5 separate regions of the Homo sapiens genome follow, and all the other regions are linked to region 1. Evidence: chromatin loops called from intact Hi-C (ENCODE). Cell type or tissue: endothelial cell of umbilical vein. All regions are shown on one strand. Links, peaks and the distances in the headings refer to the core of each region. The heading gives the core; the rest is flanking DNA.

Region 1 (6,849 bases), core at 1,733-5,732:
TAAAACAATGTTGAAAAGAATATTGGTGCAGAAGGACGCCTCAATATATCATTGCTAAAAAAAAAAGAGGTTAAAAATGATGTGCTTTGTATGTTTCAATTGTATTAAGAGAAGTATATAGATACACATGTGTATATGAAAATCAACCTGGAAAAATGTACCATAAAATTAACTGCACTTATTTCTGGGTGGTGAGTTTTATGATTGCTTAGCACTTTTTTCTAATTATCTACATTTCAAAATTTCTACAATTACATATATATTTCTATGTAAACACATATATTTATGTTTGTTTCAAATATTTATATTTATGTTAGTAAAACACAAAAGGTTTGATTTATATAAATAAATATGAATATGCATGGAAAGCTAAGTCACTGTATGATCTGACAATGATAGCAAGTCAAGGAGCCAGAGAACCTGACCATGACCAAAACTAGGTGTTGCCTCCTTCAGTACCCATTTCACCTCCTTCCCTTAGTTTTAGCACCCTAATTTTTAGCTGGGCACATTGCCACCTACAATAAAAGACTACATTTCCCAGCTTCCCTTGCAGGTGGTCAAGACTAGATTCATGACCATCGAGATGTAAGTGGAAGTACTATGTGGGACTTTCAGTAAAGGACATAGGTTCACACTTATTTTTCCCTTTTTCTCTTCATTGTCTGGAGCCTCATGTGCCACACAGGTCCATGGCATGAAAGCCATATGCTGAGGACGGCAGAAGAGAAAGACGGCAGCTTAGGTTCCTTGTGATAGATGAAGACCCCATGTCAGCTTTGGACTGCTTATCTTTACATTATTTCATATTCCAGAGAAATAAATTTCTATGTCATTTACATCATTGTTATTTTGAGGTTTGCATTATTCTTCAACCAATCTCGGGCTTATCTAATATACTGACTAATTGTGTTTGTGGTTGGTTATTGCTGTCAAATCAGAACTGTTTACTGAAGGGCTCCTTAAAATAAGTTATCCAGAAAAAGAAAATATTTGGAGCATTATGAAAACCACACTTTCACATCTACACTAGCATGCTGAATTTCTTGGATTTGTAGATGATCTCTCATTAGTGACTTTTTTTTGATACAGCCCCCAATAAGCCTACAAATACATGACCTTAAATGTTGATATAGTCAGTTTTGAGGGCATAACTGCCAAATGTAATGCTTAATTATAGAAAAGTAACACATTAAATGGATGTGAATAATGGTGAAAATAATGAAGTTTTAAAACCAGTGAAAATATAGCTTATTAAAATACAGAGGCCTTCAGTAAATACATTTAGGGAAAAGGAGCCTATTACTAGAGGAAAGTTCTTCATCTGAGATGCATACGAGCTTGTATAACCTGCTTTATTTTGTTGTTATTATTGTCGTTCTGTTTTTTTTTTTTTTTTTTTTTTGACTTTGAACAGCCTGAAGCCATGGTTTTAAGTCTGCATCTGTAGTGATAAGTGGAAAAGAGAGATGAGGAAGGGGCTTTACTGGCCCAACCAGAAACACAAACTAAGAACCCATGACTGAATTCTCGCCCTTGAACACCCCTGATTCTGTGAATGGCTTTATGACCCTGAGAGAAAAACTGTATTGAACTCCAACACAATCAATAGATGGATAGGCAAGTAAGGTATTTCTTTAGTAATAGTTCATATTGCTGCAAAATTAAGACAATGTAATTTGTACCCTGTGAATATACATGATCAGCCTATTATTCTCTTTTAGCAACATGAAACTTATTCTCTCAGTTTTCTTCATGTGGCTAATTTGTAGAACAGAGGGATAGGGTGCTTCAGGGATTCAAACCTTGATGATGATGAAAACTATTTTGTTAACACTGCCTCTGTAAACACACTCAGCATTTCAAAATAATTTTTGAAATGGCCATGAAGATATGAGCAATAAAAGAACACACAGCATTAATTCCTCCCACCCCCAAAAGTGTAAGACATTATTAGAAGTGAAGTGAACAGAGTAAGAAAAGGAAAAAAAACAGTTTAGAGTGATACTTTTTCTTTCTTTCCTTTTTCTCTTTAATCAATGCAAATGTTCATGTTTTCATCTCTGTAGGATTCTTTCCTTGCTGCATTCCACAAGCCCAGAGAAACTCGCTGGAACTCATACAAAATCCTCTCCTACTACCATATTAGGAATCAAAATGTGTAGCAGAAACCCACTGCCAAGCCGAGATAATCAACAGGGAATGTCTATGCCTTCAAGCCAAATGAGTGCAGAAAAATGATCAAGGCAGCAAAGTAAATAATAAAACTGAAAACTGGCTTTAGATTATGGTCTTGTCATGCACCCCACTCTCTAATAAGGCTGTTCTGGAAATTTCTCTACCTCTAGGCCATTCAGGTATAAGAAGCTAGTAAGGTCTAATTTTGCTATGAATAAAATTCACTCTAGGTCACAAGCAGAACAAAGCGAAGTAATATATCTTTGCCTTATTAACGATATCAAAAATTTTGTGCAGTTGCATGGCTTATAAATCCTCTACCATAATACCAAACTGATACTGCAATACTTTAAAATTTAGACATACCTTTTTTCAAATTTTGAAAAAAGTCTGTGAGTGTGTGGCAGTTACCAGAAAACTTTCCAGTTACATTGTTTTTGCTCCAAGTGAAATTGGTTAAGATTAATTATATTTTCCTTTTTTAATACATGGCACTTGATCCATCATATTCTTGGCTAGAAATAAATTTTTAATTAATATTTGCACCAAATTAATAGATGTTTCAAACCACAACATGGTGGTTCTGGAATTATAGCAAGGGACAGTATGCTGGGTTATATAATTAAGGCTTAGCAATTATCTAGTGGATTAAACAGACCATTGTGGAACTAACTGCTTGCTTTATTAAGACGGTAATGATTACACCTGAGAATGTAATGCTGGCCCGATGAGAAATTTGACCTTGCTGCCACATTTCTTGAGTTTTAAAGGAGGCAGAGGTAAGAAATGAGGAGATCAGAGAACAGAGGTTCCATAAATCAGTACCACAGATGACAGGAGCATGGATAAGTGCATAATTGTAGACTCAGGATAAAGCAAAGAATTTAGAGCTATTACAAAGTAATTTGTGTGCCATAACTCTCCGGGAAATTATAATTATCAGAGAAATAATAGACTCATAGTCAAACAGCTTCTGACCATATTACTTGGAAAAAAAAAAAAAAGAAAGAAAAGGAAAGAAAAAAATGTGGTCTAGGAAATTTGGAGGCGCCAGGACAAATTCAAAGAAATGACCTAAAACCAACCAAAATGTCCTTCTTGTATTTTTATAGCATGTCATAGTTTACAAAATGAGTTTTCCTGGCTGTTATCTTACTGAACCCTTTGTAAAGCCTGTGAGGAAGACTTCTTTATTCCCTGAATCCACATGAAAGCATGGGCTGAATCACCTCGCTAAATGACTTGCTCAAAGTCTCAGTAAGAATGTGCACTGTATCTCCGATCCTTGCTCCTTCCAATAAACCCACTAATGCCAATCTAAGTGGGCATATCTGTTTGTTTTCTGGAGGCCTCCTCCCTTCCTCTGTAGTGAGACTTAGTAAAAGCTCCCCACAGTGTTCACTTGGTCGTTCAGCCTTCAATTTGAGCAATTTCTAATTCTTCAATAGTTGTGAAATTCAGCAAGGTCTGGGATCTTGGGCATATTATTTAGCCACCTTGGCTTTGGTGAGGCAAAACTGCAGTCCAGAATCGACAATGAACCAATAGGAAATCCCCTCTGTTAGGACTAGAAAGGGCTGCCCAAATCCTTGGCTGCTACTGCCATCTCCTGTTCAGAGTAGCTCACCCAGGATTGCCTGTGCATACATTTGCTTTAAATTCAAGTGTAATACCCAGGATAAACTGATTTCAATGAGACTCAGGAATATTCCCCATGCATTTAAGGTTCTCCATTCAGCCTCTTCTCGAAGCAACATCTTTTGGTGGTGGTCAGTGTTAGAAGGCAGTTTGAACAAGATTAAGAGGATAAAACTGTTGTTCTTCTGGGAAGAAGAGGTCACAATACAGTAGTGATGTGATCAAAGATGGAAGGAAAGAAGACAGCAATGTCCTTCTCCTGTGAGTATACCAGAGTAAGGACAGCCACATCCACTCTAAAACTATAATGTTCTTTGCTTGGACTGTGCGTAAGAGAGTTGCAAAAACCACAGCAAATTACATCCTCTTCTGATTTCAGGAGGGGCCACCAAATAGTCTTTGATGTATCTCAGAGTCACAGACTCTGTGCTGTAGATACATCCCACCTAAAAGTGAGGTCAAAAATTGGGATGGAGGTGATTCACAAAGAAGACTGTATCTTCTCAGAGCTTAGTATTTGCATTTCTAAGAATGTGACGATCAGAGCTATCCCAATGGTATGACAAATGGGGACAACTATCCCAGGTCTCAAACTTTTCTTTGACTTCATGCCTTCCCAACAAATGGTGGTAGCAACTCTAGAGGGTGGCTAGATCACTCAGTTGTGGTGGGGAAGTGAGACGAAGGCATGGTGGTACTGTCATGGTCTTACCTCCCTCATCAAGACCTTTACCATACTTGTAGGATGGCATCTTTTCTTCTCAAAACTGGAAGAGACTACTCTTATGAGTCTATTTTCCTTTCAAGGTAGTTCCTGATGCTGAATTTAAGTTTGTTTCACTCAAATAATATTAGTGGTATAAGTACACAGAGTATGATTAGTCATAAGTAACAGATCATCCCGGGGGAGTTCTAGTGATAAACCCAGAGAAAAGAGTGTATCATGGAGGATAAAAAAGAATACAAATTACTTATTTGTCAGGGCCTGTGCTAAGCACTGTCACATGCCATCTTAATACTTGCCATAGCTTGATGAAACAAGCATTATTATCCCTTTTTAACAGATAAATAAACTGAGGCTCAGAACCATGAATTAACTTGTCCAGGGCCATAGGGATAGTAAGTGATAATGGCAGGATTTGAATCAAGGTCTTTATGACCTCCAAAGCAGGGTAGTTCACCTCTACACCAGAATAATAATGGCTGCAGTAATAAAAATAGCAGACATTCCGGGAGGGCTGACATGTGCCACACACTTTTCAAGGACTTTCAAATATTAACTCACTTTCTTTCTCACTACAATTCTGTGAGGTAGGTGCTATTGTGATCAATATTTTATTGAAAAATACAGAGAATTTAAGCACTTCCCCAAGATTACACCACTATCAAGTAGCAGAACTGGTATTCAAACCCAGATAATCTGACTCTAAGCCTGTGCTAATTGGTGAAATTTATCAGAAGCAGCAACTAGAGATCAGAGTGAGTGACACTTAGGTGCTCAGTGTTCCTAACATCAGTTTTCTATCACTGACTAATGTGGACAAGACTTTAAAAAGTAGCATGAGAATAATGATAGTGCTGGATCTGGTTCTAGCTTTATTTCTTGGTTCTCTTCAAACCCTTTTGGGCTAAGTTAAGGTTCATTTCTGCTGCCACCAACTTGGGCATGAGGTTGATTTATGTAGCAGAATCTTTGGAAGTTTCAGAGAGTGTATAGAATAAGGTGGAAATCAGACCTATAACATGTAACCCTTAGAAGCTCAGAGGCACTATCTTGCCCCAAGGGTCACCTCTATGCTTGAGATAGTGCTTAACCTGCAGCTACAGACATACCAGTCACCACAGTGCAGTGCAACTTGTGACTGTTGTTTAGGAAGTATCTGACCACCTGTCCATAATGTTTTTTCTTTCATGAAAGGTATTACAAACTAAGCCATCATAAGAGGATCCATTACCTAGACCTTCTTGTTCTTATGACAGAATTATATTAGCAATGCTCCACTTGGTCTTACTGACTCCCTTTCTCCTCTTTCATTTCCATATTAATTTTTTTAAACCATTACTTTCCTGTCATTCTTGTACTTAAAAGCCAGCCATGATGATCTTGTCCCATTAGTTCTCATTTAGTCTTTTAGATAAAAGTGGCCCTTTGACTCTCCAGTTAATAAGATCTAAGGAAAGTCTGAGTGGGATTTCTGAGAAACCCTTTGCTTTACTGGTAAAGAGGAAAAACTTGGTTGGGACAGCCACTGTCTTCAATTGCACCATGAGGAGACAATCATGGAAACAGAGGCCAACATACTAAGGATAGAGGAGCTGAAAAGAAGGAAAAAACACAGGTCCCTGATGGCATCATAGAGTAGGCAAACCAAAGGTTGCATTCTGACTTCTTGTTATGTGAAAAAAGTAATTCCCAAGTTGCCTACTCTACTGTTTACAGAGGATTTTCTGTTACTTGCAGCCCAATGTGTTCTTAACTGAAATAGATATTGCTTAGGGTATATCCCAACTGTGAAGCCTTGAGGGCAGGGGTCTATGATTGTTTGTGGTCAGACGTTTATTTGTCAAACTTCAGTATAATTCCTGAGATATAGCAAGAGTCATAAAATGTTTGTTTAATGATTTATTTTTGTATTTCCCATAGCTGGGTTGATATTACTCTAAATCTTCTAAAATTCTAGATAAATTAATCAATATTTAAATTATAATCTTTTGATTAGGAAGGCATTCATTGAAAAATCTGCAAGAACTCTAGGTAATATTTATTTCTGCCTGTTTGGAATTTTGGGGTTTAAAAATTCTTATGAAAAGTATACTTTTGATTCTATGAGCTTCTATGATTTAAGTAAGTGTTAAGATTGCACAAGAGTATATGGAGGCTTTGCAGATTTCATTTGATCAAGAAGAAATAAAAGCAAATCCAGATCAGATATCTCCAATACTTTAGAAAATGCTAATGACAAACATTCTGTTTATTTAAAAATGATAGAGCACTAGCTTCCAGCAATGGGACTGCCCTTGTTCATGTGGAAA
Region 2 (6,849 bases), core at 1,523-5,522, 1.0 Mb before region 1:
GCGAATTGCAAATCTCGCAATAAGCCTCTATTTTCTCATCTGTAAAATGAGTATAATAATAGAAACTACATCTTAAGGTTGTTGTAATGATTAAAGAGGCAGTACATTCAAAGGCTCAACACAATGAGGCTCAGAGAAAATATTCATTAAATGTTAGTTATTTCATTTGAAATCATCAAATAAATTGCATGCGTCAGGAGAGGTTGTTGATACCTTCCTTCTAAAGGATGTCCTTGGTGAATGTCACCAACCCAATTTTCACAAGTAATAAATATCTGTCATATATCTATCCTTCTTGAAAGGGGTAGTTGAAAAAAAGTATAAGCTTTGACAAAATACTCCTGCATACTAATTATATTTCTGACACTTAACTATCTACTCTTGGGCAACTACTAATCTTAGAAACTAAATGTTCTTGCCTGTGCAATGGAAATAATCATGACTACTTTGCATAGTTGTCAATAGTTTTAGAGAGTATGTTTATAATACAGCGAATACATAACACCTCCTTAAAAAATAAATGTAATACTTACAGAGATAATTAACACTATGAAAACAGATACTATGTCTATATTTTGGTCATCAGACCATCCCCAAAATCAAGCACAGCACCAACCAAGCTGCATGGGTAAGAATTAAAGAGACCTGTTTCCTCTGGACATTTTAAAAAGATTTTAAAACAATGCATTCAAATTCCACCTAACAGAATGAAGAAATACTATTTCCTCAAAAAGTCTGCTTTATTACATATGTATTGTTGTAGTTTTAAAAATAGGCATATGATCAGTGATAGTATTTCAAGTGATTAGGGCATGAGAGTTGGTCAGACAGATATAAATTCAAGGCCTGGAATGGGCATTGATAAGTTATGTGCCCCAGGATCTCTCTAAGATCTATTTTCCTGTATAAAATGGGAATAATGATAGCACCTACTACAACTATAAGGTGAAAACTAAATGAAGGTTACCTATGCAAGCATCCCAAAAGGAAAGAAAGAGACTATTAATCTTTCATTCATTACGTTCCTGTTGAGTACCAAACCCCAGTTTGAAGCCAGGAATGGAATGCTGAATAAGACACACTCTCCATCCTTGAAGTCCAGTAACAATTTTGCACTTATTCAGCACAGATTTACTTAAAGGAGTAATTACTTTCTGAACCTACCATGGGGATTATGATGTAGCAGGTAACTTTGATGTCAACCTCAAAATATCATGGTTAAGGGTAGCATCTGATGCATGTCCATATGGGCAAGTGAATCTCCCTGTGCCCCAATTTCCTAATATATCATGCTAACAGTAGGAAACAACTGTATGTGTGTGTGTGTGTGTGTGTGTGTATATATATATGTGTGTGTGTGTGTATGTATATATATGTGTGTATATGTGTATATATATACACAAATATATACACACACAACTATATATGTATACATATATAGTTGTGTATATACATATATATATATATATACACACACACACATTAACTGGTCTACTTGCTAAGAAGAGACTGGCATGCTGGGAGAGGGAGTCTGAGATGTCTAAGATGAATTGTGATTTAAGGAATCTTTATTAGAATTTCATTCATTGCCTATTAAAAGATAAAGAAAACTCAATAAAATAATAATTTTTAAAATGCAATTAAGGATTCCTAGAGGTTTTCCCAAGCTTATGCAAAGCTCCACAGGAAAGTTGGCATCAAATTGGTAGGATCTGCCTTAGTTCACTATAGATAAGGATATCTCAAGGAGAACATATTTATCTTTGAGTGCCAGGAAATAAAAGTCAGTGGATCATCAAGAAGAAAACACAGACAGACAGAGATGACTATGTTAGGTCTTGAGTTTCTCTACAAAATGCTGACCAAATGAAGTTTCATGAGACTTTCCAAAGTGTTAGGAATGTTGAAGAAAAATGTTACACACTCCTGATTTCACTAGTGTTAAATAAAATCTCCAGATCTTTCTGTATTGCTTTTAGTAAAATTGAGCTTCACAAGACTGATGTGTGGAGTGAAAAGAAGAAAATGGAAAAACACTTTTCATGTTTTGGGGTTCATATTATTGCACTGTTTGCAGAGATGAGGAATAAAGGAAGTGAAACAGGTTTGATTAGAGGGAGAAGGCAAGTTCAGTCTTGGCAATGTTACAGTGTCTGCAAGAAGTGCCAGAGGGATAATCAGAAGAAAATTAGATATATGTCTGGACTCATAAGAGGAAAGTAGACTAGATAAAGAATTTAGGAATAATTGGTGGTTCAGGTGATAAATTGAGTGAAGAAATGGATGAAATCACTCAAATGAACTTAGAAATGGTCTGGGGAATACCAAAATTAAAGGAAAATTAGGTTTTAAAAAAGATGCCTAAAAATATATTAAACTGGGTATCTATAGAAAGAGAAACTGTATTGAATTAATGAAGGAAGAAATCAATGAATAAAGAATGCATGAATGAATATAGATAATAAAGTTTCATTTATCACAATATATGTATTTCTTTACATTTACTGACCTTCATATCATTAAGACCAGTCCATATTATTATTTGATTGTTTGACCTGAGATACGAAAATACAAAACTTTTTTCCTCTTCATTTTTTATATCCACAAGGTGTGCAGAACTTAAGGATAACTTACAATGTTGCTGGGCTATATTCCATGGCTTACTGTCATTGTTAATTCTATAACAGTTATTTTTTAATGCTGCCCATCCTTGTGAACACGATCCTACCAAAAGAAAAATCCCCTGTTAAAGATGAATTCAGTAATATAACATTTCATAATTATATTTCTTAATATGTATACAAGTTAATTATGAAAACCTCATAGTATTAAGTGTGCACCTTCCCTATACTACTTTCAAACCAATAAAAATATTAAAGCTTTGTTTATTAATCAAGGAGCAAATAAACTACCACCAATTAACATGGTTTTTTAAATAGCTGTAAGAATTAGTTATGCAGAATTATTGTCCAATTATAACTTTATTAAAATAAAAAACGATGTTTTTCTTTCTAAAGAAAACCTTACTTTAGATTGCCTTTCTTTTCCCTTACTTTTGTATTGGTAGCAAACTTTTTATCACATTTCAGGTTTCTTTTTATTTTGGAGTACTAGACACAATGCTTGCTAAAAATTTTGCTCTCAGTCACTTGACTTCAAAAGTGTTTACCTTCCAGAAAAAAAGCAGGAATGGCTGCTTAGCGTTATTCTCCAAGATTATGTACCACAGAAAGACTGGAGAAAATAGCAGCCTGTTCAGAGAAAATATTGCACATCAGTTCATGTTAATATTCTACCAGTGCCTCAACTCAACACAGTAGGAATATGTGAGAAAGTTCTGAAGATCTTTTGTCTTTTTTTTTCCCCACAGGAGAAAGGACGCTTAATTACCTTATTTTATTTTTTCTTCCTATTTGAGTGTTTCTATACTTCACTTGTACAATACATGTGTTGTATCTTTTTTATTATTCCTGTAGGGGATATTAAAATGACACTCTCAGACCGTCACAAAGAGTGTCCTGCCCTCATCAGCTATCTATGATTCTGTCCCCTTCTACCTGTTCCCACCTTGTGGAGGAAAGACATGAAACTAGGAAGACCCTAAAATTGAACACATTCACCTTTCCCCTAAACTTTTCCTAATTGTGGTCAGGTCTGATCATAGATGAGTAACAGAGAAGCTTTAAATAGGATGAAAGATCAGTGTGTTTGTAATATATTGTAATGGATCTTGTAATACCTGAAAATGAGACTGTTTGTTGACTCATTAAAGTAACCTAAAACGCTATGGAATTTGTATGACTCTTTGTCAGAGTAAAGAAAAAGAGAACCCACTTGGGTTTAAAGGAAGTGCTGGGAAGAAAATAAAGTTATTAGGTTGGTTTCTACCATTACTCCGCTAAGTCCAGCTTGTTCAATAATCAGTCAGATACCAGAATGATATAGTCAAAAAAGGAGACTATGCTAATTTGATTACAAGCAGCCTGCAGTGATTAATACTTGGCCAGATCACTTTCTTTTGAAATACAATATAACTGCTACATTATCTACAAAATATATAATAAATATATAATGAATGATGAACCAAATGTCTATATACCTGTTTCAACTTGAACATCCAGTCTCTGAAATATATTTATGAAATCCAAGTGTAACTGTTTAAATTCAAATGTGAAAGCATAAAAAGCTGCAGGTTTTAAATTACCCCACTCATAAACCATAACATTATTTTGCATAATTTGTGAATAATTATTGAAAGATATTGACACTGATATATCTTTGGAAGAGGGCACACTCCAGTTAAAAGAAATACTTGTACTTGTTGCTATTGTTTTAATATTGCTAGTTGAGATTCCACCTAAAAAATCAGGGAGAATAATTAGCACAGATTCAAATAAAATTGAATGAAACACAAAGGATATTGAGTTACATGATTCACCATGATGAGAAAACATTATCTACCCATAAAATATTTTCTAGACTATATGGGAGTTTCTTCTATTCTACATAGAATGAATGAATTAGATTACAGAACCACATTATATTTTTTACATAATCTGGATAACACGTAAAATCTCCACTCTACCTATCCATTCACACTAGTACACATAAAATGCCAAAATTTAAAACTATATTCTTACCTCAGTTTATAATTTTCTTTAAATTCTGAGATTTACATTATGTAAAAAATAATACTATTATAATTTTACAGTACCATTTTATACCTGTTAATCATTGTAAAATTTAAATTATCTGGTAATGAAAGTTTACATAGTTGATCAACATATACATTACTTACGAATTTGAAATGACTTTTCACTTAAAATTTGTCCATATCTCATGGACTGTAAAATGATGTGATAATCTTCATTTTCCTTTAGTGTTATTATTAATTTCTGACATCTTTGTGGGTCTGCGAGAATACTTTTTACATTCTGCAAATAATTATATTCATCTGCTTAAGAAATGTTTATTGAACATTATCTCTAAGCCAGGCACATTAATTAAAAATTTGACTTTTGTATATCTCCTTCATAAAAGTAGTTTTTCAATGTGGAATATAAATATATATATGAAATGTTTATTTCTACATAAAAGACATTTTTTAAAGAATTATTCTCCTTTGGTATATAAATTCTAAAAAGACAAATAGTCATTCCTATGAAAAAGTTAAATATTATTTGATCATCTACTTATTAAAGATATTTCAAAAAATGCTAACATTTTATATATTAATAAAATAAGAAACCCTGATAACTATTAGGTTCCTATTTACAATGTGGCACTTGGTAACACCAGATTTACACTATGCTTACTTTTTATCAGAACCAAGAAAAGATTCCTTACTCTTTGAGCAAAATCATTAACAAGTTGATATTTTAAAAAATAAAATTCAGGATTTCCTCCCTTAGGAAATTCATCCCATTCAATAAAAACTTCTGTTGTTTGTTTATTCATTGGTATATAATGAAAATGTTTTGAGATCTAAAATGGAAAAGCGAAGAAACTGTAAAAAACAGTAAAAATGCATTCTTGATTGTTATTTTATAAGCAGATTTATTAAAATGACACCTAAAATACATGAAATTATAATTTTTAAACATTTCAGCAGTATCAGTGTCTACACATGAATTACTCTGTCAGTTACTCTATTTATAAATATAATTTTGAAAATGACTTCAGTAAAGCAAGTAAAATAAGAGCATGGAAATTTAAGATCCATGTCTCTCTAACTAGGAAACATTGTATCCCTGGGGTAAGGGACGAGGCAGAGACTCAAAATCTCAGAGAAAACATGGCAAACCCTCCTGGAGTGCCAATTGTGAACCTTGGGGATAATGTCTACAAAACTGAATTATTTTGCAGACATTCTTGACAACACGTTTGCAAAGAAAATACATTTGGGTACAAAATGTTTGACACTGAGTCATTTTAGACCCTTATTTCATCTATGCATAATGAAAATATTAGCAAACAAAGTAAGATAGACCACAGAATCAGAGACCCTTGATGTTCCCTCAATGACAAAAAAATTTCAACTTTCAAAAGAATATATGTATCAAAATTCCTACCAAAAACAACTCTGAAATGCCTTATTATACTCTGTCTTCTTCCCAAATTCTGATTTATCTCCATGATTATCTCCAACACAATTTTTAAGCTATAAAAATACATATGTGAGTGACACCTAGCAAAGAAAATTTTTTTTCTTAGGTACTAAACCTGATATTTAGCATTATTTCCCTTCAGTATACTCCTTATTTTCCAGAATGATAGATTCAATGCAATCACATCTTGCCCATTAGCTAATTATTCCAAAGAGGGTGCACTCAAAAATGTCTTACCTTAACAACATACTGTAACCAGAGCAGCAGAATAATTAATTTCTCCATCTGCAAAGTAAAGTGTATTCAGTTCAATTAAACATGTATTTTTTAGCTTCAAAACTAAACTATTGGACATCCTTTAAATGGAGTGTGTGTATATCATTTTAATGTCATGAATTTTCAATTTAGAATGACTGCTCATCCAATTGAATGTTAAGGCATTAATAGGTGAGTGCTGCATAATTTTTCCACTAAATAAAATTGGAAACATTAGTACTTTCCAACAAATAACAAAATAACGTATTTCTAGAAACTGCTTTAATTAAGTTTAAAAGAGGTGTTAGAAATAAAATGAATTATCAGGCAATTACACAAAATTACATTGTGTTGTGTGAAATTATTTAACCTCAATTAATGGAAATCTAGAACACCTATGCAACTGCTGCTTCTTTGGAACTAATTCCTCACATTTTAAAATTACACCATCATCATGAAAAATATTTCAAAATACATGAAACTGAAA
Region 3 (4,000 bases), core at 1-4,000, 790 kb before region 1:
TCCCCTCATGGCCTTAACCAGTCTCAGGTTAAATTTGGAAGGCCCTGGCCTAGAGGAGGAAATCCAGTTAGACTTCTCACAAAGCCAGTAAGAGCTGATATAGAGCCCTAAATCATCAGAGAAAATAACTGGAACAAAGCAGGGGTTACAGTGGCTTTCATCAGCAGCTGCAGATATCAGCAGAGCCCTAGGGAGAAGACCATTTGTATAGCAAAGGTCCTCAGCCTAAGGAGAAGCCCAGAGCAGACACCTGCAGCAGAGACCAACATGCCTCCGGGGAACGATGTCCAGGTGGAAGAACCAGTCTCCCTAAGACAGACAAGAACAAGTGAAACCCCCTCCACTTCCCACACCTAGGGGCCAGCAGGCAAAGGACTGGAATTCTGAAAGACATTTACCTAAGTCATCCAAACAGAGCAGTGAATGACAGTCATAAGGTCAACTACAGAAAAATAAAAATAAAAACCTAATTGTTCATTGTACATCTTAGTGTAGCGTTAATAAATCTGAGACCCCGTCTACATTTATAAATAACAATATTATCACATCAACAATGATAGATGTCATGTAAGGTGCATAGTTGAAAGGCTGTAGATAGGATAACTGTCCCTGGGAAAAATTGCATTGACTGCATTTTAAACAGAGGGTACAAATTAAGCAATGGAGAAAAGGAGGGGGACTGTAGCTCAATGTTCATGGATACACCAAGGCTCACAGACACACCAAGATGCTCCCCATCTCATCCACCTGCACAGCAAACACTAGTGGCTCCAGAATCCACCTCCAGACCCCACTCACTTATTAGTAGAGAAAGAGCCAGATTGAACTCCCAATATTTGAAAGATGAAATCAAACCTTCAAGGATGATTTTTTGCATACCAGCTGGGCTGGACAAGACAGGCATGAACAGGCATGAGAATGTATTCATGATTTTAGATGACACAGTTCTCAAGAAAATCCCCTTTTTTGTTATGTTCAGTGATATTCTGGTAACCGTTTAACAACCTCCACTGGGGAAAGGGGAGGACCCTACTTTGTAGTGTTTGCAGATGTCCATGGTATAAATACTCCCACTATGGCCAATTTTAAGCTACTAATGTGATTTCAACCGGCTCACAAAATTCCTCCAAATTTAATAATGGGCATTCAGGAGCCACCAGGAGCTGGCTCCAGCACACCACTGTGACCCTTAAAGAGCCATGATAGGGCATTGTCTATATCAAAATCTAACTTGAGTGGGCCCCACAGACTGATAAGTTTTTACCTGGACTTCTATCTGAGTAATACACATTGTGATCTTCAAAAAGATGGCTCATTAATAAGTCAAATATTAGGCTGAATTAAATCATATAAGCTTCATTCTACTAACCAGCCTATTTTAACTCCTTGTCTGCCTTCATTCTACTAACCAGCCTATTTTATTTTTATTTACCTTGTGTATAGGAAATTGATTTCCCTTTAGCATGACCTTATATTCCATAAAGTAATCATTCTTCAATTGAGCTAGGAATCTGCCATTAACAAGTTGCTTTTTGCAAGTACAGAAAAGCCCTCTGCTGGCTCACTACTGAACGTCAGTGTGCATGCTCTCAGGCTGTTAACCATTCTTTTCCCTGCCTTGCTAAGCTGAGCCAAACTGCAAATTCTGTCTTAAAATGCTATTAAGATAAGAATGGCCTGTTTCTAGTAGATTTCATTGTTGACATATGAGACTTTTCAGTTTATAAATCACATAATGTTGAATCATTCCAAAGATTAGTTATAATAGCCTAAAGAAACTTATAAACATCAAGCTCCCTTTTAAAAATTGTATTCTGAGATATTAAAAAGGGAGAGAGGGAGGGAGGGTCCACTTGCTGGGTACATTAAAAGGAATTACATTTTTTTAAAATGAGGCTTTTGCAACACTTTTTCTAAGTAATAGGGTTAAGTCAAATGCTTTTTGAGAAGGAATTTGAAAGGGAAAAAAATTGTAAAGAACTCATTATTCCACTGTTATTTTAGTCTGATTCAAATATCATATGGCTTGTGGCTTGTACAATGTTTCCAGTTTGGTATTTATTTGCCCCTTTTCTGATTTCTAATAGGAAAACAAGCGAAAGTTTATTTTTTTAAATTTTAATATTTAAGATAAATCTGGGCAAAATAAATCAGTATTACTTTTATAATCAGAAAAAATAAATGTAAGTGCTACATTAAATATATTTTAGAGCGCTCTCTAGTATAATGTTATATAATGGAAAACTTTTTCTCATTTAGTCAACAAATGTTTATTACAGCAGTATTGTCAGATTCTTCTTTCTATAATTGAAAATTTGTCATGACTCAAAAGAATTAGAGCATAATATTCTGATTATGTTTTTGGTTATGGGATTAGAGTGTGTTTATTTTCCCTATATGAATAAGTCTTATATTACTCTTGGTGACTTATGGTGATTCTGTTGGGTGATTTAAATTTGCAATTAGAAGGTCTTGCTTCATTGATGGGCTAGGGAGTTTCTCAAGGTTCTTTGGTTGCAAGTATCGGAAGAAACTAACTCTGCCCAAGCATTAAGCAAAAAGGGGAATTATTGGGTTATTGGAGATCCCACAGAACTAGCAGGAAGGTTGAAGAATCATACTTAGTAAAATGAATATTAGGCTATCATCTAAAATAAATGAATTCCAACTGTTTCATATTTCCTTATAAAAACTCTGCTGAAGATCTGAAGTCCCTCGAGTGCCTGACTAGGTCACATGCCTAACGTTTGGCTATACAGGAGTATCTAGGGACCCCTCGGCTTCCTTTATTAGCTTTCCAAGATTCCATACACTTGGAGGAGTATAATTCCCAAAAGAAAATCAGTGTTGTTAGTCAGAGGCAGCTAAAACAACAAAGGTCCACTACACTGCTTATCCAATTTTGTTCTGTGCCATCACTAACTCCACTGATACAACAGAATGACAGCTACTTCTCTGGGTCTTGGCATCTTCTTTTGTAAAATGAGGCGGATGTGTCAGATGACTTCAAGCTTTCTATATTTCACATTCACAAATCCAATTTAGGCAGACACTGAAACCATCTTTGGAAAATGTTTCTGTCTAAACAAAAGGACTTTCCTTAACCCTTGTCATTCTCAGTCCTCACCATTCCTCCCTCTCAGTTATACTCACATCTTTAAAGAACATCCATAGCTTCCTGGCTCTTGCACATGTACCGCAAGCCTCCAAAACTCAGTGAATCTCACTTGGAAAACTTTTAAATCAAATGCATTTTACTCCAGCATATATGAGGATAAGTTACATTGTCTGAAATATAACATTTCCTTCATCAAAGAATGGATATTCCCAATAATATATGCTAACCTTATTATTATTATTATTATTATTACTTTTAGATGAAGTCTCACTCTGACACCCAGGGTGGAGTGCAGTGGCACAATCTTGGCTCACTGCAACCTCCAACTCCCAGGTTCAAGTGATTCTCTTGCCTCAGCCTCCCGAGTAACTGGGACTACAGGCATGCACCACCATGCCCAGCTAACTTTTGTATTTTTAGTACAGATGGGGTTTCACCATGTTGGCCAGACTGGTCTCGAACTCCTGACCTTGTGATCTGCCCACCACAGCCTCCCAAAGTGCTGGGATTACAGGTGTGAGCCACTATACCTGGCCTGCTTACCTTATTCTTAAGAATAAGGTTCTTTAAATTATGTTCTGTTTAAAATGAAGTTCTGAAGTTCCTTTCACAAAAATAAGAATTCTTTGTCTTAAAGAAAAAGCCTGCTGCTCCATCTAGAGGACATTTTATATTGTCCAATTGAAGGGACTTAGGGAGCCTAATCTAGATGTTCAATGTTCCAAATCTTGCTAAAAAATTCCACAATTTTCTCAAATTCAACTGATTCGGTTTTTTTTTTAGTATTTTCAATGAGCCCATACTATGTAAGAATGAAGAGGATATTTCCCTCATCTCTTAGTTTCAGCCAAAGATTATCTGAGTAGTAACCTTTATTTTTTC
Region 4 (6,849 bases), core at 1,590-5,589, 1.8 Mb before region 1:
TCCCATAATCCCATCTACTTGGGAGGCTGAGGCAAGAGAGTCACTTGAACCTGGGAGGCAGAAGTTGCAGTGAGCGATGGTGCCACTGCACTCAAGCTTGGGTGACAGAGCATGACTCCGTCTTAAAATAAATCAATAAATAAATAGTAGAAACTGTGAAAAATTCAAACCTTTATTACATTGTTTCTTATCAATCTGATTTACACTTGCTAAAAACAAATATAAATTTTAAGTATTTAAGACATATAGGAACAAAATAAAATTACTTTAAGAATGGAGAATAGGACCAGCACAAAACCTTCCTATGTAACCATAAATACCAAGCATTTGATTTTAAGGAAATACCAATTAATGAAAGCTACTTTAAAATCCATATAAAAATGAGGTTTTATTGAAAAACAGTCTTAATAGTAAAACTGTGGTTTCTTAGATTTATAAATGTCAAATGTTCATAATTTTTTTTCAACCTAAAACTATGCTTTACCAAAATATTTAACCACTTTCGATGAATCAATATTTTAGAAAAATACTTTTTAAGAGCGATATTTAGAACAAAATGTGTGCACAGGGTTAAGAGAAAACAGTTATAGACAGAGGAACAACTCACCTTGTGCTGTTTTCATTGCCTTGAACTAAAAGTGCCACACAATTTATTGTTGGTCTTTTGGGCTTAGGATGGGAGCAGATATGCTGCCTTATTTGGATCACTATTTGAAGCTGATAAAATGAAAAGCATCCCGATAAGAGATTTAATTTCAGAATGTACAACCCTTACATTAAAATTTTAATTATGGTATATAATTTGGCACCTAATTAGACATGATTTAAAGTATATAATAATTTGGCTAAATAAGAGGTCTCCCAAAATACTGTTTATATTAGATTCTACACATAGCATTATAATTTCTTCAGGAAATGAACACTTCACTAATTTACAAATGACTATTTAATATGTTCAATAGTGCTTGCTTCTTAGCTCTTAAGTGATGGGTAGAGTTACTCTATTTGCAATCTGTTTTTTGTGCATGACATTCTAGTTCATATTTCCTAGTTTTTACCATTAATTGGGATAACAGTATTCATTTACAATAATTCAATCTAGGACAACCATTTTTTGTTTGGGTGAAACAACAACACTTTTGATATTAAAATAATCCAGAGCATACTACTTGCTGTTTCTTTTGTGTCAGTAATAGCAATTGTGAGCTTTTTCTAAGTACATTATGGCTGAAAACAATCAGCAATGCCATACTACTGACACAAACGTTTACAATAGGTGACTTATTATCGTTATGTTTTTGTAACAAATAAAGGTATTTTTTAAGAACTCTAAAATATATGAACTAGAATATAAATCTACATTATGAAATAGGTCAATTCAACCCAATTTATTAATTAGCAAGTTGTAAATTTTTCAGAAGGCATGCTAACATTTTGCATAACTACCTTTGTTTACATTACTGCCATACTTTCCACAAAGTTGAGCAAATTCTATTATTTGTTAAGCTCCCCTGCACCAAATTGGAGAAAAGCAAATGTTAATTACATACGGCTGTTGGCTACATCCTAGATGATTTCCTTCTCATGATCTTCTAGGACAGGAGTAAGCAGGCTGCGTGGAGGTACACCACAGAGGAGTAGAATGAGATTTCCCAGTCTGGGACTTTTCAGTGAACTAATGCTATCCATTGTATATTTTAGATGGCGTCTTTTCAGTCTACTCTACCTAAAGTGCACTACCATCTAAGAAGACGAGCAGTGAAAACCTTTGTGAAAACTGAATTCTAAGGAAATAATGACGTCATGACTTATTAAAAGCTGAAAAATGTGATTTTTGGGGGGAGTCAGATATTACATTTGATTAGTTTACTACAAATTGTAATAAAATGCTTAAGTCATTTGAATAATAAACATCATCTACATCATAAACTCTGTACAACAGATGCTTTTATGAAATGAAGCCAGTTGTTTTTCATGTTTTATTGTAATATACTAGGCATTTATGTATTACCGTGCATTTCTTTTTAAATGTGTAAGTCTTATGTAAATGGATATAAATATGATTTTTTAAAAAATAAAATATATGGTTCATGGAGTCTCGAGTGCAAACATTTGACAATTCCAAGTACTGTTTGTATTTTACCATTCCACCATTTTTACAGTTTTTGGATTGTTAATAGTCAAATCAATATGTTTCCTTGAAGCATGTTTCATGCTTCAACGTGTTTCTCCTTCAAGTCTGTCAATACTTAAAGCTGAACAACCTGCCTCTGATCATGTAAAAAAGAATGATTTAACCTGGAACCGGAGCCAAAAATAGAGCTTTAAAGGCAATCAGGGATGTCCTATATCTTTAGAAATAGCACTGTGATGGCTTGATCTCCTTTTCAATACAAAACAAAGCCAAGCTGTTTACAAGGGTCAAAAGCAATTATTTAAAAATTTATATTAAAAAACCATAATCTTCTCTTGTTACCTGTGGACCAAGAAAAAAAAAAAGATAAAAAAACTTCTTTACTAAGAACCACATGTTCATTCAAATATCTTGAAATGCCAGCCAGTACTGGACAGTGAATGTCAACCACCGCAGAGTCTGAGGCTCATTTCCACTAGAGAAAACGAAACCCAAGATACCTTTCCCTTTTGTCAATGTAACAGGGCATTAGCCAGACTCATGTCTAATGTTATAAGCTTTTAGCCGAGATGGCCTTGTTGCGACTTCCCTGAAGTCAGTTTTATCAGAGGAAATAAATGAAAGACAGAATGATTAACATATATAGTGTATAAAAGTATAGAAGAGTAATCTCTTCCCTGTGGCTTTATTTGGTGGTGTTACTGTTGTTTATTCTTTGTTTATATGGGAGATTCAAAGTAAAGCCTATTTAATAATACCATTTATCTAACTGCTGATTTTCTGCTGCTTGATCTTATTAAGCGCAAGACCTGTCATTAGTAATTTCTTTTCTGTATTTTAATTTGCTATGTTTGCACGTACATTACATTTGTTTTGATGTCTATTTTTATTTAACAGATTCAGTCAAAAGGTAATGATAACAGAAACCCTTTCCATTGTCAATAAAAAAAATAATAATTCCAGTTCTCTGTTTAAGCTTTGTTTTCTAGTCACATAAGGCTCGACAATTTACTTAAACTATCAGGAAATGTGTTCTTTGGGTGACCCAAATATTTAGCTTCAAAATTGAGTCTGCCACAAGAGGGAGATCTAAACTTGCTTATGGGAGTGATCTTAAAATTTTTTTCTAAAAATGTGGCCTGAGTAGGAACAATGAGAAGTAGCTTTCTAAGCTCATCTAAACATGGGCATCTTGATTCATAGAAATGAAATAGAATATAGGAACTACGACATTATAATGCCATAACTAGATTTGTATCTACTATTATATAACACTCAATCACTAAAATCAATTTCTTTCTTTTAAAGATCAAGTTAGAAAGATTAATCATCTATAATAGACACTAACATATAGTGATGCAAAAGATCCAGGTATTTCCCTCAAAAAAGAAGCATAAAATATGTTTTAATTTATAAGAAAGATAACTTCTACTAGATTCTAAAATCCATTTAATGGATTAAGCTCAGAGTCTCAACACGTTACTTTTGATCATCAACATTATAAATTTTCACATTTTTAATGTTCAGGACCTTTCAAATACAATTTTATATAAACAAAACTGGTTTTTAAATGTAGGATAGGTCTCATTTAAATATGTTTAATATATTTTCACAAGCAAAGTAATTCAATGAATTGGAAAATACTATAACTTCTGAAAGCACTTTATATTTTCATTTTCCAATAACTTAACAGTAAGAAATCCTATGAAAATACCAAACGAAGACCTCACAGAATTTATTCTAGCAAGTTTAAGTATGTCTGCATTTTTTAGTAATATTATATTGTTGTTTTTAAAGATACATTTAATTCAGAATCTTTAAAGTACTATCTAGCAAAAGTGATTTATGGTTAGTAGTAAAATAGAATTTTTTCCTCCCAAATTTTAAGCAGTCTGATGATTCAGGTATATCTTTCTTGCCCTATTTTTTCATCACATAAAAGTAACAACATTCTTTGATCTTGCAATTCCCCAGTGAGACACAGGAAATAGCCACTTCCCCAGTCTCCAGCACTGTTTTCCATTCCCATCCTAGTGGAAAATAACCCAAGTCTGCTTGCTGAGATGTCGCTTCAGATTTGATTACCAGAAAAAATGTGCAAGAGGACCAAAGATGCAACCTTTACCTAATTATTGGATCTGCCTGAGCTTAAACCTTGCAAATGAACAATGATACACATTCAGGTAAATAATTTGCCATTTCAAATTAACTGACTCTTATTTGAAAAAAAATAAGGAAACACATTCTACTCCTAAGACATTAAAATGAGTTATTAATGAAGACCACAGTTGTGACAATGGATAAAACGTACCAATGAAAGAGGCAACTCAAGGATCCCAACAGCTTCAAATGAGAGAGTGTCTATGTAGCTGGTTTAATTCAGTCTACTAACATAATTAAAAGGAAAAAGTAGATGAATATATTTTTCCAGGTGTAACAATCAAGAAGGCAATTTAAGTAAATAGGAATTTACTTTGAGAAGCCATTTATTTTGCAGTCTTCAGTCCAAAAAAAGTCAACATTTTCAGAATTTTTTTATATAAGTTGTAGGTCATTTTTATAACAATAAACTTTCTATTATCTATTTATCTCTCACATACATTTCATGTATCCTGAGTATTATGTTACAACAATCTGCTCTTGATAGTAATGTTCCTGATAGATTAAAAGATTGAGAAATACTTGAAGAACGATCAAAGATACAATGAGCATGGTATACTTTTGGGTTAAAATGTATTCTTTGATAACTGATGTCATATAGATCCCTAAGTAAATCAAATATTTAATTTCCTACATCTGTCTACCTTAGTTAACTGGCCCATTCCTATAAGCTTAACAAAAACTCACTTTACAATTATTTAAAAAAAACATTTAAGAGATTTTTAGAAGTTAAATGGAAAGATACTTTTGGACATTACAATATTTTTAATGAGTTATTATTTTAAAATTAGAGATTTCACATAAAAACCAGGATTCTTTGTTTTCTCTTTAAAAAAACAGAGGCTCTTGCAACAGGAGACCTGCCTCCTTTTTGGGCCATATTCTGCTGGGTCCGCTGCTCCTTGAGGTATAGCAGGTGATCTGCAGTCTTCACCATTTTCTACTGTCCTTTGTCCCTCAAACCTAGTGGCTTAAGTTCACTTCAAAATCACCTAGACATTACACTACCTGCCTAGAAACCTTCTTGTCTTTAACCTAATGTGAAAACCTTGATGTTTCTCTCTTAAGAGTTTTCCTTGCCACCCTACCCCATTTGTACATCGATTCCTTGTTTCCACAGGAATCTGGAATCATTTGGATAAACATAGTCAACTAAGAACCTGAGACATGAAGAGGGGCTCCCAGGAGCCCTCATCTCCATGAAGAGATTGGACTAAATGATCTCTTTGTTCTCCGCCAGGCATGTGGTTTTTTTGTTGTTTTTGTTGTTTTGAGATGGAGTCTTACTCTGTCACCCAGGCTGGAGTACAGTGGGGGAACTTGGCTCACTGCAACCTCTGCCTCTTGTATTCAAGTGATTCTCCTTGCCTCAGCCTCCCGCCACCACGCCTGGCTTATTTTTGTATTTTCAGTAGCTACAGGGTTTCACCATGTTGGCCAGGCTCGTCTCAAACTGCTGACCTCAAGTGATCCGCCTGCCTCAGCCTCCCAAAGTGCTCGGATTACATGCTGAACCAGGTCAGACATGTGGTTTTCCTTGCCTAAGTAACAAAAGACCTGAAGGTATAGCTATAACCCCGGTGTTCTGCTTTCCCTCAGAAAATGTATAGAAAAGCCCTCCTACCTAGATAATAATTTCATCTGTCTAGATGATTACCTAAACTTCCCATTTCATCTATTTTATTTAAAACAATGTGAGCATCTAAAGAATACTAGAAAATATCTAAAATTTCTACAAGAAAAATTTTAATTATTTTCTGACTTTAAGTTTTAGATTTTGGATCAAAACTACAGATTCTTGGTTTCAGGAAGTGGCTCTATATTAGTGTTGCTTTCAATTAAAGTGTTCTTCTTGGGAGGTACAATTTTAAAAATAATACACTAGATACGTTTTTCCTAAAGCAGTAGATGACATTCAATAAGCCATGTTATAGATAACTAATAACAATGCTAACAGGGTCAAACCAAAAAAAAGGCACAGGTCTTTCACATGTTTTCATTAGATTTGTTTAGGCCAAGTTTTACAATTCACATTTCATTTTGCAAGTAATTTCTACTGAAATATTTATTTCTGAGAAACAACTCAAATAATTTAATTTCAATTAAGAAATTAAATCAACTCAAAATAGGAATAAGACAAACTCATTATGCTTGCTTCAGCATTTCTTCTACGTGGCCAAAAATGCTGGGGTCTTCAATTGTAGAAGTTATCTGGAAAAAAAATTAGGGTCAGGTGAATACTCTTCCTTGAATTTCTTCTACTCTTTCTATAATTAAACAATTATATGCAATGTTGTTTTCCCCATTGTCTTGTAATATTCATATGGAAAGTTTAAAAATAGGGAACTTTGAACCTAATATATTAATACTCATCTGTAGCTTTCCAGAGTAAAAAAATAAACAGTTCAGTTAGCAAAACTATTGGACCTAGATGGTATTTTCTCTAGAGTTGGAGTTCCTCTTAAGAGTCTTCTATATATTTCTGTAGAAAGAATGTTTCTTTTTTGTCACTTGTTCACATAACTACTCCTTACTGTTGCATTGCCTTTTATTAT
Region 5 (6,849 bases), core at 1,432-5,431, 480 kb before region 1:
GGTGGGTGTGGGTGGGTGGTGTGTGTGTATTCTTGAGGTTTCTGAAGTTACCTATGTATACTGGAGTAAGGAGAATTTGAGATTAGAGAGTTAATATTAGAAATTTATCTATGTGTATGCTTATGTCTGATGGCCTATGAGTTTATTGCAGGCAAGGTTTGGCTCTCTTTTAAAACGGTTTTGAGCTAGGCCTCCATGCTTTATGTTAAAAAGTAAGTTGTTCAATTAATGTTGATTGTCCGTAACTAACCATTGTTTAATTAGAAAGCATCTTTTCAGAATCTCTTTATACAAATCCTTTGATATACTTTTGTTAAAAAGGATGCATATTACATATGCTTATTTTAATTAAAAAATGTTAGAAGACTGAAGTAACGGTTCAAATTTGGGTAAATTTTCCTTTACAACTAGAGAGAGTATTTTCTTAAGGATTTCTTTAAGATTTAGAAGATAGGCCTGAAAACATTTCAGTGGATATTTTTGTGTAGGATAATTTTTAACTACATTTCAATTTTGGACTTACTCAATTAGTTGCTTACTGGGGAAGATGAGGAAGTCAGCACTCATCCATTTTAATCTTCATCTCATTTTGTTAGCCATGTTACTATTTCTACCTTATTAGAGTGTATGATATTTAAATCCTTTCTAATTTACTTTGTATGAGTTTTTCAACCGTGCTTATTTTGTTGTTAAATAAGATTTATCATCCACCTTTGATCTCTTATTTTATTCAATGTTATTAAGTAGCCTCAAAATGTAGGGCATTTTCTTTGGTTTTTCAAGTTATGTCCTCTTCCACACTGCTGTCTCTATCTGAAGTTTTACATGCTTATATACTGCTATGGTCTGAATATTTCTGTCATGCCTAAAAATTCATATCTTGGATTCCTTACCCCAAGGTGTGATGGTATTAGAAGATGGGACCTTTGGGAGATGGTTAGGTCATGAGGGCAGAACCCTTTTAAATTGAAATTAGTGCTCTTATAAAAGAGGCCCAAGGGAGCTGCTTGCCCTTCCACCATATGAGGATACGTATATGAGTCAGGACGCAGACCTTCACTGGACATGGAATCTGCCAGTGCCTTGATCTTGGACTTCTGACTCCAAAATTATGAAATAAATGTTTGCTGCTTATAAGTCCCCCAGTTTATGATATTTTAAAAATGACAGCAGCTCAAACAAACCAAGACACATTAACCCCAACCCCACCATTTCTTTTTAATTTTTTCTTCCTGTAGTATGTGTTGTTCATAGTTGCTGAATTAGGTTAGACTACAGAGGGCTGATTTGTATTCAAGGATTGGCAAGAAAAGTTTAGAACCAGTGCAGAATTGTATCAAAATAGCAAGTGAACAGTACAAATGTTGTAAACCAGATAAAGATACAGGGATATGGGAGATATTATTTCCCAGTCAGTGTCTCCCTACCTCATGTGTTGGTGGTCATTGTGGCTCACTTGGCATGAGGAACCCAGTGGGGAGCAGCTCAGAGCCTGGATTTTGTTGTCTTTTCTATCACTAGGCTGGTGGAGAAAGAAGCAAAGTGAGAGCCCATCAGCTTTCTCTTCTGCATGTTACTATGTAGGCCATTCCTTGCTGTGACATTCATTTACTAGGGCTCTATTTCCTACTCCCTTATAGGGCCTTCAGTTGAACTGGACATGTTCTGTCACAATTGCCATAGTGTTTATTCTGTATCTTTTTAGAGATAATCCATATGTGAACAAATACACACACACAAAATATATCACATTGGTCAGAGACTACTCGTGTTTTACATTTGTTCTTTTCACTTTGCAAAATATCCAGGAATTTGTTTCATATTAGTCCATAAATTAGTTCTTTATTGATGGACATTTAAATTGTTTCCAGTTTTACACTTACCAGAACTTAGCAAATAATTCTGTACATGTCATTTTGCACATGTGATTGTATCTGCAGAATAAATTCCTAGAATGAAATTGCACTGTCAAGGGATATGTGCCTTTGAATTTTGATAGATAGAACCAAATTGTTTTGGGGTGTTATTTTACCTTTTGCTGCTGCTGTTTAGTTGTGTAGCCTATTGGTTAGGGGTACAGATGCTGAAGCCAGACTGCTGGGTTAAAATCCTGAATTTTGCCAGTTATCATCTGTTAAATGGTAGTAATAGTTCTCACTTACTGGGTTGTTGTGAAGATTAAATGAATTAGTATATGTAAACTACCTGGAACAGTTCCATGGCACGTATAAAAGTGCTATGTAAGTAAGGGTTAGTGTTTATTTAGGACATGGATTCTGTAAAATGTGGCTTCACTCTGCCATTTTTACTAGGAAGAACTTCTTATAATTCTATTTTCCATTTTCCCCTTGCTTCTATGTAACTGCATTTTATTTCTTTCCCTCCTGCCTCTTCAAGCTACTGCTTCTCAACCCTCTGTTGTTTCCCCTTTCTTAAATACTCATGCCCTCTGGGTTCTGATGTAGCTTTCTCTGATCACTTTTTACACATGCTGCTTGTGCCTTGTTATTTATTCCTCTAGCTTTGGTTACTGTGGGTATCAGTGGTTCACAATCTAATGTATTTTACAAGTTAGATGGGCAACTTCTTTAAAGAGGAAATTTCTGGGCACCACCTTCAGAGATTTTGATTTCTCCTCTCCCCCAAATATTGGTTAAGTACTTTAGTTAAATCCATAGCATTTATCATAGCTCTTTTTGTTGTTGTGTGTTTAGTTACGTGTCTTGTGCTGGACTCTAAGCTGTGTGAATTCAGGTATCTGGTCTGTATACTTCACCATTGTATTCCTACCAGCCAGCATAGTGTCTGGCTGTAGCAGACACTCAGTAAATAATTGTTGAATTATTAATCTGTTCTCTTTATGGCCCACTTGTTTTGCTGAACACTGTTTCATCAAGAAACAATTAGTTAACAACTATGTGTATTAACTATGTTAATGTTTTGTTTTGGAAGACTGTAACAATTTTATGTCCTTACTGTAGAGATGTTTTTGGGAAATAACTCAGTGACTTTAAGAGGTTAATGACTTAAAGTGTTAATTAACGCTTTGGTGTGTAGTCTTCCAGGCTTTTCATTAGACATTGCAACAGCAAGAATTGTGTCATATTATGAGTATTCTTTTGTAACTTGTTTTTTAAGTAAATAGTAAGTAGAAGCTTTTGTTTCCCTGAAACTAAAATTTTCGCATTAGTATATTTATTGAGTGTATTTATTGATTAAACCCCTCTAGCTGAGTTTGTGAACCACATCTGATAAACGATAGAATTCAGCAAGGAAACCTTTCTCTGTATCTGCCTTCCACCCTGTCTCCAGAGTGCAGACAGTAATGAGACCTGCATAACATTTATTTTCTCCAAAAAGTTTTCTTATAACTTATTTCCATTCACATATTGAGTTTTCCTTTATTTCGCTATATCGCTGTTAAATTTCATAGCATTTTTCTACTTACTTGCTTATCTTTTTTTCTTAATTGGGCATCCTGTGGACAAGATTGTTTATTTTAGTTCATCAACAAAAATTTATTGAAATAGCACTGTCAGGAATTATGGAATGTGTAAGGCAGTTTCTATTCTTAAGGAACTATAATCTAGCCAGGAGAAGAGTGGAAATACATAAAATACTAATAAAGTCAGCATGTCTTACACAGTACTTAATACAGTTTTATGTATACATACACACAGTAGGTCATAAATGCCTACTTATTTAAGAAATTAGTATTTTGGTTCACTACATATGTATTATGTATTTGCTGTATGCTAGGCATTGTGCACAAAGGAAACAGGAAAATATGCCCTCTAGTGTTGGTCTTTGTATCTACCAAAATGAATGACTTACTGCATTACGTTATATGTGGTAGGCAGTCAGTAAAAATTATTCATGAAAGAATGACCCTGAAGTTCAATTTATTTTGTATCCCTAATGACTAAACTCCAGAAGAAATTCTGTGCCCTTACTAAGTCCCCAAATAAAAGTGTTGGCTTCTAAAAATCTAGGTTCAATGTACTACTTTATAGATTTTTATCAGTAAAGGAAATAACAGAGCTATGTAACAAGAATAGATAAAGAGCATATTTTAATCTTTGGATATTTGTGGTTTCTAGTTTTTGGCATTCTCATTCAAATATATAGTATTTGTTGAATGAATATTTATACAGTAATTAAATTACTTTTTCTTTAGAAACTTTTGTGGGTTTTTTGTCTTGAATTGTTTTCGTCAGATTTTTTTATATCCTGTATTTGCTATGTCTAGTTCATTCAGTCAACAAATATATATTGTGATCTCTCTTTGTCAGACACTGTTCTTCTATAATTACTCTTAGATACTATATATAAGCCTCAACTTTTGTTTGTCCAAATGAAGAGTTCCCTATGGTCTAGCCATTGTGTATGTTTTGGATTTCTTGTTCTAGTCATCTTGTCATTTGAATCTCATTTGAATATTTAATTATTGTGTGGATAGATTTCTGTTTTTACATCTAGATTTTCACACCTGAGGTAGTAGAAAGGTGAGAAAAGGTCAATTTAAATGCAATGCTGGACTCTTTGTTTTCATAACTAAATATAGACGGCCTCCTAAAATTGTACTTGCTTTTCATTTGCCAGTATTCTAATGCAAGAGCTAGGTTTTTCTTTTTTATTATTTAGTATAGGAGTACTGCTTGGAGTTTTTCTTTGTCTTTCTTGTGTAAACCACACCCATAATTCCTCCTTTGAAATGTCCCACTTCAGTTTTCTTTAAAATAGAACAAAAACATTGCTTGGACAGTATCCAATTCAGTTCCTCTTTAAACATACTGACATTTATGTCGCCCTGAATGCTTGGGGCATGAAATATTTTCTAGTATATACACACAATTTCTGCTTGTACCAGTTGAGCTTGTCGTAAGAGTCATAAAGAATTGTTTCTGTTTGGCTGAATGTGGTGGCTCACACCTGTAATGCCAGCACTTTGGGAGGCCAAAGCAAGAGGATTGCTTGAGGCCAGGAGTTCTAGACCAGCCTGGGCAACATAGTGAGACACTATCTCTAACAAAAAACAAACAAAAAAGGAATTGTTTCTGTGAAGAGGAAATTGACTAAGAGAACTTCTGTATTCAAAGTAATTCAAACTAATTTGCCTATTACCTATCAATAATTAGCTGTTCCTAATGATTAGGCACAAATTGCAAGCATTTCGGGTAATGGACTATAATTTCATTTTCACCTAAATTGTTATAATTACATTTATACAACTCTTTTCTTTTGCTTTGCTCTTCTGAATCATATATAAACTTATGAATGAGTTTGCAGAAAAGTTTGTTTGAAGGATGTTTGTAATCCCTAAGATTTTCTTAGGGCATCTTTTAAAACTTAACCATCCTCTTAGAAACTTTTGGCAGGTGGGACTCTTACCTGCCACCTGCCACCAAAAGTGGCACTAAAAGGAATATTTGACAATTCTTTGCCATTTAACTGTTTCATAATTTATAGTGGGATAAAAATGCATTCTAGAATAATAATATAAAAAGGAGAAAATAATTTAAATGGGGAAGAATTAGCATGGACTATATAAACAATAGTGTTTAACTTTTTGACAGGTACTACTTTATGCGCTGTATATATTCATATATTTCTCATAGTAAACTTTTGAGGTAGTGGGTTCTATTATTATCCTCATTTTCAGGAGGAGACTGTGGCACACAAGATGGGAGTTTACCCAAGAACACCCAACCAGTAAATGGCAGAACTGGATTAATTCCAGACAGTCTGGCTCTAGAGTTTGTACTTTTAACAAAAATAATTTCAAGAAAAGGAATATAACAATGTTAGAATTTATTTCAAATGCTACTTGTTTTGTGATGGCAAGTTTACTCAATTTAATTATGTTTGTTTAAACATACTTGTTCTATTTTAGGAATGAAATTTAATGTTTTTTCAAGCTACACATCTCAAGATCTGTCTTTAAGTCATGGACTCTGTCTGCTTTGAGCATTGTATAAACACCTTGTTAACTCTTTGTTAGCAGGCTTCTCAATTTTTTCCTTATGAACATGTGTGGAACAATAAAAACTAAAGTTTTATGTACTTGAATCAGTTTACAACTCAAGTTGACAAAGCTGCCTGTACGTGGAATTAAATGACAAAACTGTCTTCACACAGCCATTTATTATTGGTAATTGTTCTGCATTTACATTCAAGAAAAACTTGAAGGTAAACCATGTCAGATAAGATTTTGAAAGTGTATTTGAGCCGTTCTGCTTCTTTCCTTATATGGTTCAGTAAACTGACCAAATTTAGTCAGAAATTTAAGTCAGCAAGTCTTGTTTTTCTTAATGTGCTACATGTGTTAGCTTTTGATTCTCCTAGCAACAATATTTTTATGGGCATGCTTTGCCAGTTTCTTGTATGTACTTTATAAATGTTGAGGACAACAGTTTGAACAATTTACACCACTAATTTGAGATTGATATATGATATATATTTTGCGGCAATGCTTTTAGCATTTAATTTATATTAAAATATTTCAAAAACATTTATAAACAAAAGAACAAGCAGATTTAACATTAATTGCTTTTGGTATTGGTATTTTGTTGGTGTTTCTTATGTCGACTTAAAAGTATATACATTTAAAATCAAAATTAGCAGTGTTTCATTTATTGGAGAATAGCTATTTCTGTGTGTTAATGTCTTTCAAAGAGCCAGTGTAATCACCTTCTTCAAATGGAGAAACTTTAAAAATTACCAATTTGTCATGAAAGTCTTTTATCTTAAGTGTCAAAGGATTACTCAAAAGATGGCAGATAAGACCCTATTCTGGATCTTGCTTACCTCACCGTATTTGGCTTTGCGTCTTTATATACCAGACCTGTT

Evidence for each region. A loop is a pair of places that touch in the nucleus more often than their neighbours do. Peaks named below come from ENCODE experiments on the same cell type or tissue, not always from the same donor. Only the 100,000 strongest peaks of a DNase experiment are listed, where the experiment ranks them.
Region 2: it touches region 1 in a loop (4-fold over the local background); 2 of 110 quality-filtered maps call a loop at or near these places.
Region 3: a loop joins it to region 1, with 6 times the contacts of the local background. A loop is called at or near these places in 21 of 110 quality-filtered maps.
Region 4: a loop joins it to region 1, with 32 times the contacts of the local background. A loop is called at or near these places in 4 of 110 quality-filtered maps.
Region 5: it touches region 1 in a loop (6-fold over the local background); 4 of 110 quality-filtered maps call a loop at or near these places.

Annotation. Positions count from the first base shown.
Region 1 is chr12:79,405,063-79,411,911 of GRCh38, reverse strand. The region is part of intron 9 of SYT1 (synaptotagmin 1); the gene reads right to left. Among named protein-coding and RNA genes, the nearest start is that of MIR1252, 11 kb to the left of the region's middle. In endothelial cell of umbilical vein, for the core only: a CTCF peak has its summit at 3,784 (motif pointing left); a DNase peak (open chromatin) is centred at 3,761; H3K27ac peaks cover 416 bases.
Region 2 is chr12:80,401,721-80,408,569 of GRCh38, reverse strand. No RefSeq gene overlaps it. Among named protein-coding and RNA genes, the nearest start is that of PTPRQ, 39 kb to the left of the region's middle. In endothelial cell of umbilical vein, for the core only: no CTCF peak of the experiment used is centred there; no DNase peak of the experiment used is centred there.
Region 3 is chr12:80,192,890-80,196,889 of GRCh38, reverse strand. All of the region lies in intron 1 of OTOGL (otogelin like), which reads right to left. Among named protein-coding and RNA genes, the nearest start is that of OTOGL, 95 kb to the right of the region's middle. In endothelial cell of umbilical vein, for the core only: CTCF peaks have their summits at 1,560 (motif pointing left) and 3,792 (motif pointing left); a DNase peak (open chromatin) is centred at 1,559.
Region 4 is chr12:81,254,513-81,261,361 of GRCh38, reverse strand. ACSS3 (acyl-CoA synthetase short chain family member 3) reads right to left here. Exons shown (of 16, transcript NM_024560.4): 16 at 152-6,505. The coding sequence ends at 6,440. PPFIA2 (PPFI scaffold protein A2) reads left to right here. Exons shown (of 33, transcript NM_003625.5): 33 at 1,702-3,387. Among named protein-coding and RNA genes, the nearest start is that of PPFIA2-AS1, 21 kb to the left of the region's middle. In endothelial cell of umbilical vein, for the core only: a CTCF peak has its summit at 3,205 (motif pointing right); DNase peaks (open chromatin) are centred at 3,241 and 4,141.
Region 5 is chr12:79,884,057-79,890,905 of GRCh38, reverse strand. The region is part of intron 1 of PPP1R12A (protein phosphatase 1 regulatory subunit 12A); the gene reads left to right. Among named protein-coding and RNA genes, the nearest start is that of PPP1R12A, 48 kb to the left of the region's middle. In endothelial cell of umbilical vein, for the core only: a CTCF peak has its summit at 3,808; DNase peaks (open chromatin) are centred at 3,795 and 4,745; H3K27ac peaks cover 260 bases.